Linked DNA regions of Homo sapiens: region 1 is linked to region 2. The links are chromatin contacts, found by Hi-C or POLR2A ChIA-PET in ENCODE. All regions are on one chromosome and are shown on one strand. Each heading gives the region's core, a stretch centred on a gene start or an enhancer-like site at or near the end of the contact. The rest is flanking DNA. Distances are from core to core; before and after follow the strand shown.

Evidence for each region. A loop is a pair of places that touch in the nucleus more often than their neighbours do. ChIA-PET counts read pairs that join two places held with the same protein, here RNA polymerase II (POLR2A). Pooled maps may share reads with other maps.
Region 1: a map of CD8-positive, alpha-beta T cell shows a loop between it and region 2 (7-fold over the local background). The contact joins two enhancer-like sites. A Hi-C loop is called at or near these places in 7 of 168 maps with a recorded cell type or tissue (CD4-positive, alpha-beta T cell, CD4-positive, alpha-beta memory T cell, CD8-positive, alpha-beta T cell and 1 more), 12 of 37 single-sample maps with no recorded cell type and 14 of 50 pooled maps. POLR2A ChIA-PET finds 5 or more read pairs at or near these places in 17 of 52 experiments (CD4-positive, alpha-beta T cell, CD4-positive, alpha-beta memory T cell, CD8-positive, alpha-beta memory T cell and 9 more).

The regions. Positions count from the first base shown.
Region 1 is chr13:42,389,048-42,395,117 of GRCh38, forward strand. No RefSeq gene overlaps it. Among named protein-coding and RNA genes, the nearest start is that of LINC02341, 33 kb to the right of the region's middle. RefSeq lists an enhancer at 5,706-5,755. Within about 2 kb of position 3,849, at least 3 of the 41 ENCODE cell types and tissues checked have a DNase peak (open chromatin) inside an H3K27ac peak, as active enhancers do; they include CD4-positive, alpha-beta T cell and CD8-positive, alpha-beta T cell, where a contact is called at or near this core.
Region 2 is chr13:42,353,218-42,359,836 of GRCh38, forward strand. No RefSeq gene overlaps it. Among named protein-coding and RNA genes, the nearest start is that of LINC02341, 68 kb to the right of the region's middle. RefSeq lists enhancers at 980-1,069, 1,110-1,199, 6,100-6,619. Within about 2 kb of position 1,279, at least 4 of the 41 ENCODE cell types and tissues checked have a DNase peak (open chromatin) inside an H3K27ac peak, as active enhancers do; they include CD4-positive, alpha-beta T cell and CD8-positive, alpha-beta T cell, where a contact is called at or near this core.

The sequences.
Region 1 (6,070 bases), core at 2,599-5,098, 38 kb after region 2:
ATTCCTTCTACCCCTCCAAAACAAAAGAAGGTGCATCCCTTCCTTAAAAGAAAAAGTGAGAAAATCCTGAAACTAGGGGCAGAGAAGTCAGGGAACAGAGCTCAAACATCTGTTCTTGAAGCCAGCTGCTTTGAAGTTGATATTATGGGAATTGGGAACTCTTGATTTTTTGGTAACAGCTTTAAGATATCATTGACATATGAAGGCTGTATATATTTAAGGCATACAACTTGATGTTTTGATATGTGTATACATTGTGAAATAATCACTGCTTTCCACATAATTAACATATATATTGCCTCTACAAAGTTATGCTTTTTTTTTTTTTTTTTTTTTTTTCTGTGTTGCCCAGGCTGGAATGCAGTAGTGCAATCCTTGCTCACTCTAACCTCAAACTCCTGGGCTCAAGCAATTTTCCCACCTCAGCCTCCTGAGTAGCTGGGACTACAAGTGTGTGCCACCTTGACTGGCTAATTTTGTGTGTGTGTGTGTGTGTGTGTGTGTGTGTGTGTGTAGATAGGGTCTTGCTCTGTTGCCCAGGCTAGTCTCAAACTCCTGGCTTCAAACAATCCTCCCACCTCAGCCTCCCAAAGTACTGGGACTACAGGTGTGAGCCACTGTGCCTGGCCTGTAGTTACCATTTTTATACTTCATGACCAACATCGCCCCATTCCCCCTTCTGCCAACCCTTGGCAACCACCATCTTACTATGAATTTGATTATTTTAAATTCCACATGTAAGTAAAATTGTTCAGTATTTCTCTTTCTATGTCTCATTTAGCATAATGACCTCCAGCTCCATCCATGTTGTTACACATGACAGGATTTTATTTATTTTAAAAGGCTGAATAATATTGCATTGTGTATATGTCTATCATGAGAATTTTGAAGAAGCCTCAAGAGTGGTCAAGGAGAATCCTGGCTACAAGAAGATGATGTTTAATTATGGGCATTAAATTGTCTAATTAATAACCAAGGTCATCTGGAGAAAATCTGTGGGTAGATGGGATCAGGTTTCTGGGATTCAATCTGACACACGACTCATTAATCAATGAGGCCAAAGCTCCCCAGTGACCTCCATATTGTCAAACTCACTATGTGCTTCTTGGTTCTTGACCTCTAAAATTAACTGATGTTGGTGACCCTCTACCCCTTAAATCAGTGACTGATATGACAAAATTCTCTTTTGATCTTATATGTTTTGGGGGTTCTTGGTTGAATCTTCCTCTGTATGGCTTTTAAAAGCTGGTGTTGCCAAGGATTTGGGCCTTAGTCTTCTCCCGTTTGTGTAGGCAATTTGATCAGTATCTTTACTTTTTTTTGAGATGGAGTCTCGCTCTGTCACCAGGCTGGAGTGCAGTGGCGTGATCGAGGCTTACTGCAACCTCTGCCTCCTGGGTTCAAGCGATTCTCCTGCCTCAGCCTCCCAAGTAACTGGGACTACGGGCACGCACCACCATGCCTAGTCAATTTTTGTATTTTTAGTAGAGACGGAGTTTCACCATGTTGGCCAGGATGATTTCGAACTCCTGACCTCAAGTGATCTGCCCACCTCGGCCTCCCAAAGTATTGGGATTACAGGCGTGAGCCCTTGCCTGGCCAGTATCTTCACTTTTAACCACCACCCATTTGTAGATGTTACCCAGCATAAAACTGTGCTATCTTTGTAAGGAGGCTCTTTGAACTTAGCCCAATCCAGTTGGCTGGTATGTCCATCAGTTCTTCCTGCTGTATGTCCTTTCAGGCCCTTCTCTTCTCTACAGCCCCATCCCAGAGCTGCCTTAGGTAAGGTCTTCCTCATCTTATGTGTGGCAGAGCCAAGTCTCTGTGGCAGAAACCCTGACATCTACTTCGACTCCCTCTACTGCTTTGCCAACAACGTGCACTTTCTAAAATACATGAGCTTTTAAAAAAATTCAACCTGATAGATTGTCTTCTAATACATGAATTTAATATGTTGATATTTATTGTGATTATCACCATATTTGGACTTATTGTTAACATCTTAAAAATACATACATTTTAATTTCTTCCCAACACTTTTTTCTCTCCATTGCTTTGGAAACTATACATTTAACTTTTTGGTAGGTTATATCTTTACCATACATGAGTTTTCTAATAACATCTGAAATTATTCAGTCACTCTCATTCCTCTATCTTCCTTATTTTTGTCACCTAGAATTTAAAATAAAAGAGTTATTTTTGATAGTTAGTAGTTAAATTATCAATATAATTTACCAGTTTCTTTGCTCACCATTTAAAATAAATTTGTACTCCTTCTTTGTGATCCTTTTTCCTCTTGAGGAACTATTTTTCATTTAGTGAGTGTCCGTAGGTGTTAAAAGTTCTTAGACTTCATATGTCTAAAAATATCTACCTCACCTTCTTCTTAAATGATAGTTCAAATAGGTAAAGAATACTTATTTTTCCTTAAGCTTTGATCACATCACTCTTCTGTCTTCTGATATTTGTTGTTAATGATGAGAAGTCTGCTGTTGGTCTTATTGCTACTCTTTTGTGGATTGTCTTTTTCCCTGTTAGATTTTAAATTTTTTTCTCTATAGCAATGTTCTGCAGTTTCATTACAATGCATCTAGTTAGGAATATATATATTTGATGCCCAGTGTTCACTATAAATCTATGATTTTTTTCAATACTGGAAAATTATGAACTGTTAGTTCCTTCTATATATTTTTTTCTACACCAATTCTTCTATTCTTTCATTTTGGGGCTGCTGTGAGTCTTCTGTTGGAATCCCTCAGTCTGTCCTCTTGGCTTCTGATGACCCTTTTCATGTCTTCTTTTTATCTTCTGTGCTATCTTCTGGGCAGTCTGTGAGCTTCCAATTTCAATGACAGTATATTCTGTTTTCAGGACTAGTATTTGGTTGCTTTTCAGAACCATATATTGTTTATTCATATCTGCTTTTTTTGTTTGTTTGTTTCTCATAGATGTAATTACTTCCTTTATCTCTGAGGGTTTTAAGCATGCTTCTTTTAAATGCTTTTGAGATTGCTCAGGTGTTTCTATTTGGAGGGAGTAAATGTTGCTGGTCTTTGAGCTTGTTGTCTAACTTTCTTCCTGTTAAATTTTCTTTCAAATTTAGGTTTGTATGCTCTTCCTGAGGAGCTCACTTCTCCCCATAGCTCTGGGTTATTTTCCTCCCCAGTTAATGGTTTTGACATTGCCTCTGTCTGGTTCCCAGGAACTCTGTTCTGGATCCAGGTTGAATGTTGGTGGATGGGCTCTTACCTCATGTACTGGGGATACCTACATGTAGCCACTCAGCTGGTGGGTGGCTTCCCCCAGGACGGGGCTCCAGGGCTGTGCCTGCTTCCTGCCCATCCACTGGCCTATAGAAAGGCCAATGTTTTAGCTTTTCCACCTCCTTTTACAAACAAGGGAGCTCAGCACCATGCCTGGCTTCAGGTGGTGATCCTGACTTGGGTCCTCTGCCATATCTGGAAGGTTTTGCTCCCTGTTACCCCAAAAGAATCAGACTTTGGTCATCTATGCCTTCTTGACCAAGAGACCAAGAGGCCCATGGTTTTGACACTATTTATTACTCTTTCTTTTTCATGGAAGTATTTATCTGATTTTTCAGTGTGATTTTATTTTTATTGCAGAAATACATGTTTTACATATTATTGCTGTGTTTGGAGTAGAGATGAGGGGGCCCACAACTTGAGCTCAAAATGCCATTTTGCCAGGGAATATCTCTCCCTATTAATCTTTGTGTTCCCATGCTTGTCACATAGCAGGTGCTTGATGAATTTTGGTGGTTTGCTGTTACTGAGACATGGGCCTATTGGAGGCACAGAGGCCTGATGGTGAGAAAACCCCAGTTACCACAAAGTCAGGGAAAGCTCTGTCTGAGGCCCTCTTCTGTGACTTGGAGGCCTATCTCAGAAAGCTCTACTTCCTGGAAGGACTATCAGGGTGTTAAAGTGTCCTCGCTACTAGAGAGAGGACTGATCCTTTTAGTGCAGAAAAGCATCCTCATCCACTTATGAGCCTTTCGTGTAGTGTTTAAAGAAAGTGTTGTCATTTAAGCTGATTTGTGGCCCATCAGAAGACTCAATATCCCCAAATTTGGATTCCTGGGCCAGTGGGTCAGTGTTCTCTTCAGCAGACTGCCTCAGTGGTAGAGACAGGAGCTGCATTGATTGTTGACAGGACACCAACCTGTGTGAAAAGCAGGTCTCACATAATCTGTCCAGGCGATAATCTGCTTTAGGATTGATAGATGCCCTCTGTGGAGAAAATAAGTCAGTAATGTGCTCTCAGCAGGAAACTTTGTCAGCAGCGGGTTGTTAGAAGTAAAGGGTGTGATTACAATCTAACTTCAGTGTAACTTTGACTCTTCCGTGTGTTTTTCTCATTTATCTCATGAGTCATAAAAACATTTTGATGATTGCAGCAAAGTCTGTGGCTACTTAGCTCTACCACACTGGAAACACTTTATCCAGTAATAGAAAGAAATAGAGTGCCACATTGTTATGTTCCAGAGATCCAGCCTCCGCTCTTTCTTTGTCTTTTATTGGAAACTTGTGAGATTTGGAAGACTGTTCCCTGGATGCATTTGGCATCCCAGTTTGCTGAGAGTTTCTACAGTTCTGGTTCACTGCTGGCTCAGCGTGGTGTGGGAGACATTGGGTGTTTTGCCTGTCCAGCATCTATTTCCATTCTTCTAGGAACTGGATGTTTCTGTCTGGTGGAGAACGTATTCCACAACTGGAGCCAGACCCACCCTGCCACAGAGGAAGCCACGTGACCCAGGAGTGGTTTAGAAATGGGCACATGACCCAAGCAGAGGCTTCCCAGGACCTTTCTGTTGGAACTATTTGAAACTACTTTCATTCCACTGGAATTCTATGCTGGCAACCACCTTCTCACCTTTTGGAGAGCACCTGTCCAGCAGGTGCAGAGAGAGGCACGTGTATGATGACATTGTCTGAAACCTTACATCAGCCTTGCCCGAGGTCAAATGCATTTCAGTGAATAAACTCATGGATTTCTTTCTTGATTTAAGCTAATTTGAGTTGAATTTCTGTCACTCAAGACTGAAAGTGTCCTGACCCTTATGTGTAGGAGTTAGGAGTGAGAAATCATTTAACAGAATTCTTGAGAGCATGCTCTGTTTACATCTTCACTCATTTCAAGCCCAGGCTACTTATGATGCATGCCTGGCCCTTAGGCACTCTCAGCATAGTTGTTTATGAAGGATTTTGGACAATAATTGACTTTTTGGGTGTCTAAGGTTTGAGTTTCTTTTATCAACTAGTGCTGGAGGAGCCAAATAGTCAAGACTGGGGAAAGGAGAGGAGGAAGAAGACCATGAAGTAGGGAACCTACTGATCCTAGGAGCCATCCAGGAACTGCAACTATTGTGTGCCTAAATACAGGAAGGGCCAGCGACTGAGGATGTGCCTTCTGGATGCCTGCCACGTTTCCTGCTCATTCACCCAAGCCTGCCGAGATATCAGTTTACCCAGAGAGTCAACGTACTTTTTCCACAGTGAGACCAATTGAGAACACAAGTATCCCAATTTCCAGGCAAGTGCTCTATTTATCAGATCACACTTCCTTCCTGCTTTGAGAACAAAATAACCTAGCAGTCAGAAAGCACAATTGGGCACAAGATTCTACAAACAACAGGAGAACATATCCTGTAGAAAAACAGCACAGTGTGCGTGGTCTGTGTAGCTGGGAGCTCCTGTAGAACAGGTGGGCTTTCAGAAGTTCAAGAGAAGGAAGATAGGACAGAGAACCTCTGAGCTTGCCTCTTTCCACCAAAAAGCTGTGGAGGTTCTGACTCAGGGTACACAGGTGCAGTAAGACTGTGTGGGGCAGGAGGAACAGCAGGAGGAGAAGACATAGAAATCAGTAGAAGGCAAGGCTGAATGAGGGGACTGATTGCTGATTAGAATCTTGCTCTTCTCTTCTATGTGTTGTGTTCCAAGGGAACCCCTAAGTCTGAATATGGATTGGAATAGGAACCTTGAAACTGTCATTGAGGAGCGAAGCATGGCAGTGTTGGGGTGGGTGTTGCCAGGTGGACGGGATGGGG
Region 2 (6,619 bases), core at 29-2,528:
ATAATGCTGCAGTGAACGTGGGAGTATAGATAACTCTTTGACATGATGATTTTATTTCCTTTGGAAATATACCCAGAAAGGGGATTGCTGGATAATATGGTAGTTCTATTTTCAGTTTCTTAAGGAATCTCCACATTGTTTTTCATAGTGGCTGTCCTCATTTACACTCCCACCAACAATGTTTAAGGATTCTCTTTTCTCCACATTCTCACCAGCATCTGTTATCTTTTGTCTTTTGAATACTAGCCATTCCAACAGATGCAAGGTGATAGCTCATTGTGGTTTTGATTTGCATTTGCCTTATGATTAGTAATATTTAGCATTTTTTCATATACCTATTGGCCATTTGTATGTCTTTATGTCTTCTTTTGAGAAAAGTCTATTCAGGAATCTCAGTGACTTTATTGCTTTTTATCTTTGTCCTGCTGATGATGACTTGGAAAGTTTTAAAATATAAAACCTACAAGGTGGGGATTTTTTTTGTCTGTTTTGCTCCCTGTTATATATCTAGTGCCTAAAAGTGCCTGGCTTATAATAAGCACTCAAAAAATATTTTTGAATGAATGAATTAATGCATAGCAGCAACATTTACTTTGCACCTGTTGTGTTAAGTATGTTAAGAGATGCAAGGGAATTGAAGAAGCTAGGAATGGTTCCTGGGCCCTCACAGAAATTACGGATTAGTTTTCATTCAAATCCTTTATTTTTAAATTTATTAAAGACTGATAGCCTGAACATCATTGAATTTGTTCTTTTATATTTGGAAAATATGCTTCCAAGAGCATCGGTGTTCGTAGAGATTCTCACATTATCTGGTTCAGGGATTTCCTTGGATACTGCGAATTTGTAAGGATTAAATGCTTTAAAATTATAGACTCCTTGGAAAGCCCCAAGCTGATCTTATAAAGTACAACCACCTTTTTGTTTTTAAGCATAGGAAGTAGATGACTGAGAGAATAGGATGATTTAATTACACATCTGGGGTGAAAACATGGCAGTGTATTCTGTGTTACTCATGGAGCAAATATAATTCATTCAAGCAAGCCACGGAAATTGTGAATACAACTACCATAATGACTTGGTGATGATGGCTTTCTGAATGCCACCAGTCAGTCCACCTTGGGAGACTGATTTGCCAGAGGCCTCTCCTTTCTATCTGTGCTTCTGAACTGGGCTTGAATCAAAGCCAACCTACTGCCACTGCTCTAACTTGACTGCATTGTTTATGGTAATCCACGTGGACCCTGAAACCTGGTCGTCTGATGCACTACATGCATGCACAGACTGAGGGCAGCCTTCTCAGCATCAGCACAACCTCTGCAGTGAGTACTGCTCATAAGATCAGTGCAGGGAGCAGCAGATGTTTGCTCCAACCTTCTGCAGTACATGTAGTAGCAATCGCAGGGCTGAGGCTCTGTGGGCAGAGCCCACGTGGGCAGTCTCCCAATTTCCTCCTAGGGAGAAATGCATACAGAGGCTTAGCACCACAGTTGGGTGCTGTTCACTTCTGTCTAGTTAAGGAGTCATTATTAGCCAGAAAGGAACTATGATGTCAGTTTGGTCTTTGTGGATTTCCTGACTCAGTGTTTATGAAGGAGACACATTAGTAATGGTCTAAGATATCTGGTCCAATTTGTATCAAACAATAGTCGTTTCTCATTTTCCATTGCTGTGGTAATTTTAATGCATTCTCCTCTGTGAGGCAGTGGAAATAAATACCATGGAGGAAGATTCAAGGAGATGGTGCTTTTTTAGTCTTTTTTCCCTTCTAGCAACAGGATGAGGGTGTAAAAAAGGTCATGGACCAAGGCAATTTGGAGAATCATTATTTTCAGAGTCTGTCCTGTAATGACAGAGCTGTGGCTTTGTGTGCTCTATCTTCCCCAAGGATCCAGTGTCCAGAGTCAGGGGTGTTTCTGAGCCTGAGCACTCTGCAGCTCTCCGAGAGACCTGCACAGGAGTGCTGAGATCCTGCTGGCTTCCCTTTCTTATCTGTGAAGTGAAGATCTGAGAGCTGAGCCCTGCCTACGTTCAAGGGGTGGGAGAGTATCTGTGAGGCTTTTAGGCCTTTGAAGGCAGGTGCTGTAAGAGTGTGAGATAAAAGTTTCCGGAGATGAAACAGTGATCAGGAGGCCTCTGGAGGGCTGCCATCACTGCAGCTGATTTTCCCCTCTCTCTCACCAAGCCCTTGTCATTCAGTTTGTGGCCAGGTAAAGACTTAAGTTGAGGCGGGGAACATGGTACTGTAATGGCCTGTGAGGTCTCCTTCCTCATCCCTCCACTGGGGAAATGGGAAAGAAGAAAGGAGAGAAAGAAGGAAGGTTTGAGGGGGAGGGAAGGGGAGGTCTTTGATGGCATCTGTTCCTAAGAGCTCAGGAGGAGAGAGGCATTAAAGCTGCCAAGTGCCGGCTGCTTCCAGGATGTCTCATGCTCCTTCAAGCCCTTCTGCAGTTGTGGTCCTCTGAGCTAGGGCTGCCCTTGTCTCCGTCCTCACCTGGGGACTGGTGAAGCTCTCACTGGTATTGGCCTGGTGGGGGGTCAGGTGTCTTGGTCTTGGTGAGTACCCCGCTGTAGCACATGGTGTCATCCTGCACCATTCATTGTGTGTCTGACTCTCCCACTAGGCTGAACTCTCTAAGGATAGGCTGGGATTTATCCATCTTTACACCACCTCCCCCAGTTCTGAGTCCCAAGTGCCTAGCACAGAACCTGCCTAAGAAGGGAGACTGATGGTTCAAGAGGAACACCCCCATATCAAGCCCAAGAGAGCGCCTATGCTCCAGCAATGGAAGGTCCTCTCGGCACAGCCATGCTGCAGGGTAGAGTTGGAACATGACAACTGTGAATCTGGTTAATTTTATATCCACCCCACATCCTCTTCATCTCCATGTCTGTCGTTTGTACAGCTTCTGTACTATACATCTCTTTATAGGTGAAGCTACAGTCTCATTTATATTCACAGGCTGCGTTTGTACTTCCTAACATCCACTCCTCTCCCGCAGCCCAATACTCTGCACATAGTAGGTGCATCTGACATGTCTGTATACTCGAAGTTTCCTCAGCCTACATGAGCCTGGGTGGCTGTGATAGGCTGAATAATGGCTCCCAGATATGTTCACTTCCTGAAAACGTCATCTTTCTAAGGATCTTGAGATGGGGAGATTATCTTGGATGATCTGAGTGGGCCTGAGGTAATCATAGCAGTTCTTATAAGAAGAGTGAGTCAGAGGAGAAGGTGATGTGGCCACAGCTGCCTAGGTGGGAGTGATGAATATGGAGGAAGAGGCCACAAGCCAAAGAATATATGTGGCCACTAGTAGCCGAAAAAGGCAAGCAAATGGATTCTCCTCTGGAGCCTCCAGAAGGAACTGGCCCTGCCAACACCTTGGCTTGAGCCCAGTGAGACTGATTTTGGATTTCTGACCTCCAGACCCGTAAGAGAATAAATGTTTTAAGCCACAAAGTTTGTGGTTAATTTGTTACAGCAGCAATAGGATGCTGTACAGTGGCACACCTGGTACCAGTGCTCTGGGGCAACTTCAGAATGGTACAAAAGTCATGCTGAACTGAGGAATGGAGGAAACAGGTACAGATGGATCTGCTGACTTGCAGCCTTCTTCTGGCTCTTAGGACGAGGGGTACTGTGGCCTTCCAGCTTTGTGCCTCTCTAGGACTTAAATGAACCACTCTGGCTGGAGTAGTTCCTTGGTGAGGATGCAGCTGCTGGGAGTAGCCAACAATGCTTCATGGTGCCTGGGGCTCCCCACCTTGGGGCTCATCCCCCTCTTCCTTAAAATCACCTGCAGTGACACAGACCAGGGTCTAGCTTTTGGTTCTTCCCCAAAACACATTTCCAGAAAACAGGAACTAATACTCCTAGGGAAAATGAGCTTCCAGATAATAACTACCTTAAAAACAATAAATTGGACAGCTTTAGCATTCAAAACAGTCACTGAACATTAGAGCATGATTAATATACCCAGAGGGATAAGGGACAATATTAGTGATATGAAACAAGTTGAGAAGCAAAAAGGAACAAAATGGAAATATGTATGAGAAATTTAGAAATAAATAGTGTGGTGAAGTGATTAATACTCAGAAGAATACAGCTGAAAGTAAGCTTGTGAGTTAGAATATCAGATTGAGGCCAGGCATGGTGGCTTATGCCTGTAATCCTAACATTTTGGGAGGCCAAGGTGGCAGGATCGCTTGAGCTCAGGAGTTAGAGACCATCCTGGGCAACATAGTGAGAACTTGTCTCTACAAAAATGTTAAAAAATTAGGTGTGCGGGTGTGAGCTTGTGGTCTCAGCAACTGGAGAGGCTGAGTTGGGAGGATCGCTTGAGCCCAGGAGGGTGAGCCTGCAGTGAGTCATGTTCATACTAGTGCTCTCCAACCTAAGTGACCGAGTAAAACTCTGTCTCAAAAAAAAAAAAAAAAAAAAAAAAAAAGAAGAAAAACAAAGAAAGAAAAGGAAAGAATATCAGATTGAGGGACTCTCCTAGAAGTTTGCAGGAAAGGGTCAAGAGATAGGAAATTGAGAAGAAAAGCCAAAGCTAAGGACACAGATAGAATTAGTGGAAATATCTATTATTCATCTAATAGGAGTCCCAGAAAGAAAAATACAAAAAAAAGAAAAGAAGAAATATTTGGAGAAATAATGGAGATTAAATAATGGAGATTAACAGATGCAATTACAGATGCAAAAACATATTAAAAGACCCCTAGCAAGATAATGAGAACCCCACACCTAGATAGATTACAGTGAAATATGGGAACATCAAAGACAATGAAAATAGACTATTTATTAAGCCATAAAGGAAGTCACCATAAAGACCAAAGGATGAGTATGTAGAACATAGTATAGACTATGTTTTACAACTATAAAATAATATAGGCCTATTTCACTGTTGGATGTAGATGCATAATCCTTAAATAAAACATTAGCTAACTAAATCCAACAATGTTTTTATAAACCCATCATGATCTCATAGGAGTATGTTGATAAATGCAAGAATAACATTAAATGGATCATAGCATTAAGAAGAGATTTTAAAGGTATAAACCTGGATAAAGTAAGAAATAGGTGAGATATTCACAAAATACATTTTACATAAGTCAAAAGCACATGCACACAAAACACCAATATACCTTTTGCAGGAACTTATACAAACAAAAAGAGGCATGATGAACAAGTCAGAGTGGTTGCCTAGGCATAGGGTGATAGAAATAGAAGTGGGGACTGGGGATAAAAGGATATAGAAAAGATTGAAAGGACAATCTGAGTGTAGCATGGAATACTGAAACTCAGTTATTCCTCCTATCCTCTCCCAAGATAGATCTCCTACATGGCCACGGCACTTTGCAATTCGTCTTATGAAGAGGTGGGGTCTACTTTCCAATTTTTTATATTTCACCTTGTGACTGTCTTTGATCAGGTTTCTTTGTGGAAGTTCTGATACTAAGTCTCAAGATGCCACATGGCTTCTGCTAGTACTGCTGGGAACTCTGAAGCCATCAGATGATCATGCTTGAGCAGCCTTTGGATGTTGAATAACTATGCGGATAATCGTACATAAAACAATTCTCAGCAAATGCAATAGAACTGAAATTATACCAAACACACTCTGAGACCACAGCACAATAAAAATAGGAGTCAAGAATAAGAAAATCACTCAAAACCATGCAATTACATGGGAATTAAACAACATGCTTCTGAATGACTTATGGGTAAATAATGAAATTATTTTTCTAAAAATACAAATCAGATCCTAACTGGTTCTTGCTTAAAATCCTCTTTGCTAATAGGATAAAGTCAACTCTTTTACCAGGGCTCTCCAAGCCTCCTGTGATCTGGATCCTATCACCTTTCTGCCCTCACTCAGCTCCCGTGAAATCTTTTAACATCGTATGCCTCCGTCCCTTTATACACCTGCCTCACTTTGTGTTTCTTCTTCTGGTTCTCCCAGCAGATTCCTATTCACTCACCAGCAGTCAGCTTATGTTCATTCCTCTGGCAAGCCTTTCCCACCTCTCCTTACTGAACCATTCTGGGTGCCGCCTCGAATCTCACATCTGTTGTAGTCTCTGTATGATGGTGCTTTTCAACTAGACCTAAGCATCAACATCGTCTGTGTGCAGCTTTTAACATTTAATGATCCCCGGACCTTATTGCTAGGGATTAAGTTCAGGAGTTTGTGGAGTAGAAAGTCCTCTGACATGGAATTGCTTTTCTATGTGTTGGTTTCTTTCAACAGTGGTGAAGAGCAAGGATTCTGGAGCAAGACTGCTTGAATTTGAATTCTGGCTCTGCTACCTGGCTGCTGAGTCATCTCTAGTTTTTTTCACATTATCTATAAAACGAGAATAATAACACTAATGTCTTAAATGTGGTGAGGATTAAGTTAGTAATACATGTAAATCCCTTAGAACAATGCCTGGTAACTATTCAATACATATGAACTATTATTTGCTGTTACCAAAAGTGTTCAGAGCAGAAACTGGGTTGTCAATTCTTTGAATTCTAAGGCCTAGCACCTTGCCTGGCTCATGGGCTGGCATTTAGTAAAAGGTTGAGGAGCTGAATTAAAAATTATAATTAATGTGGGAAGAAAATTGG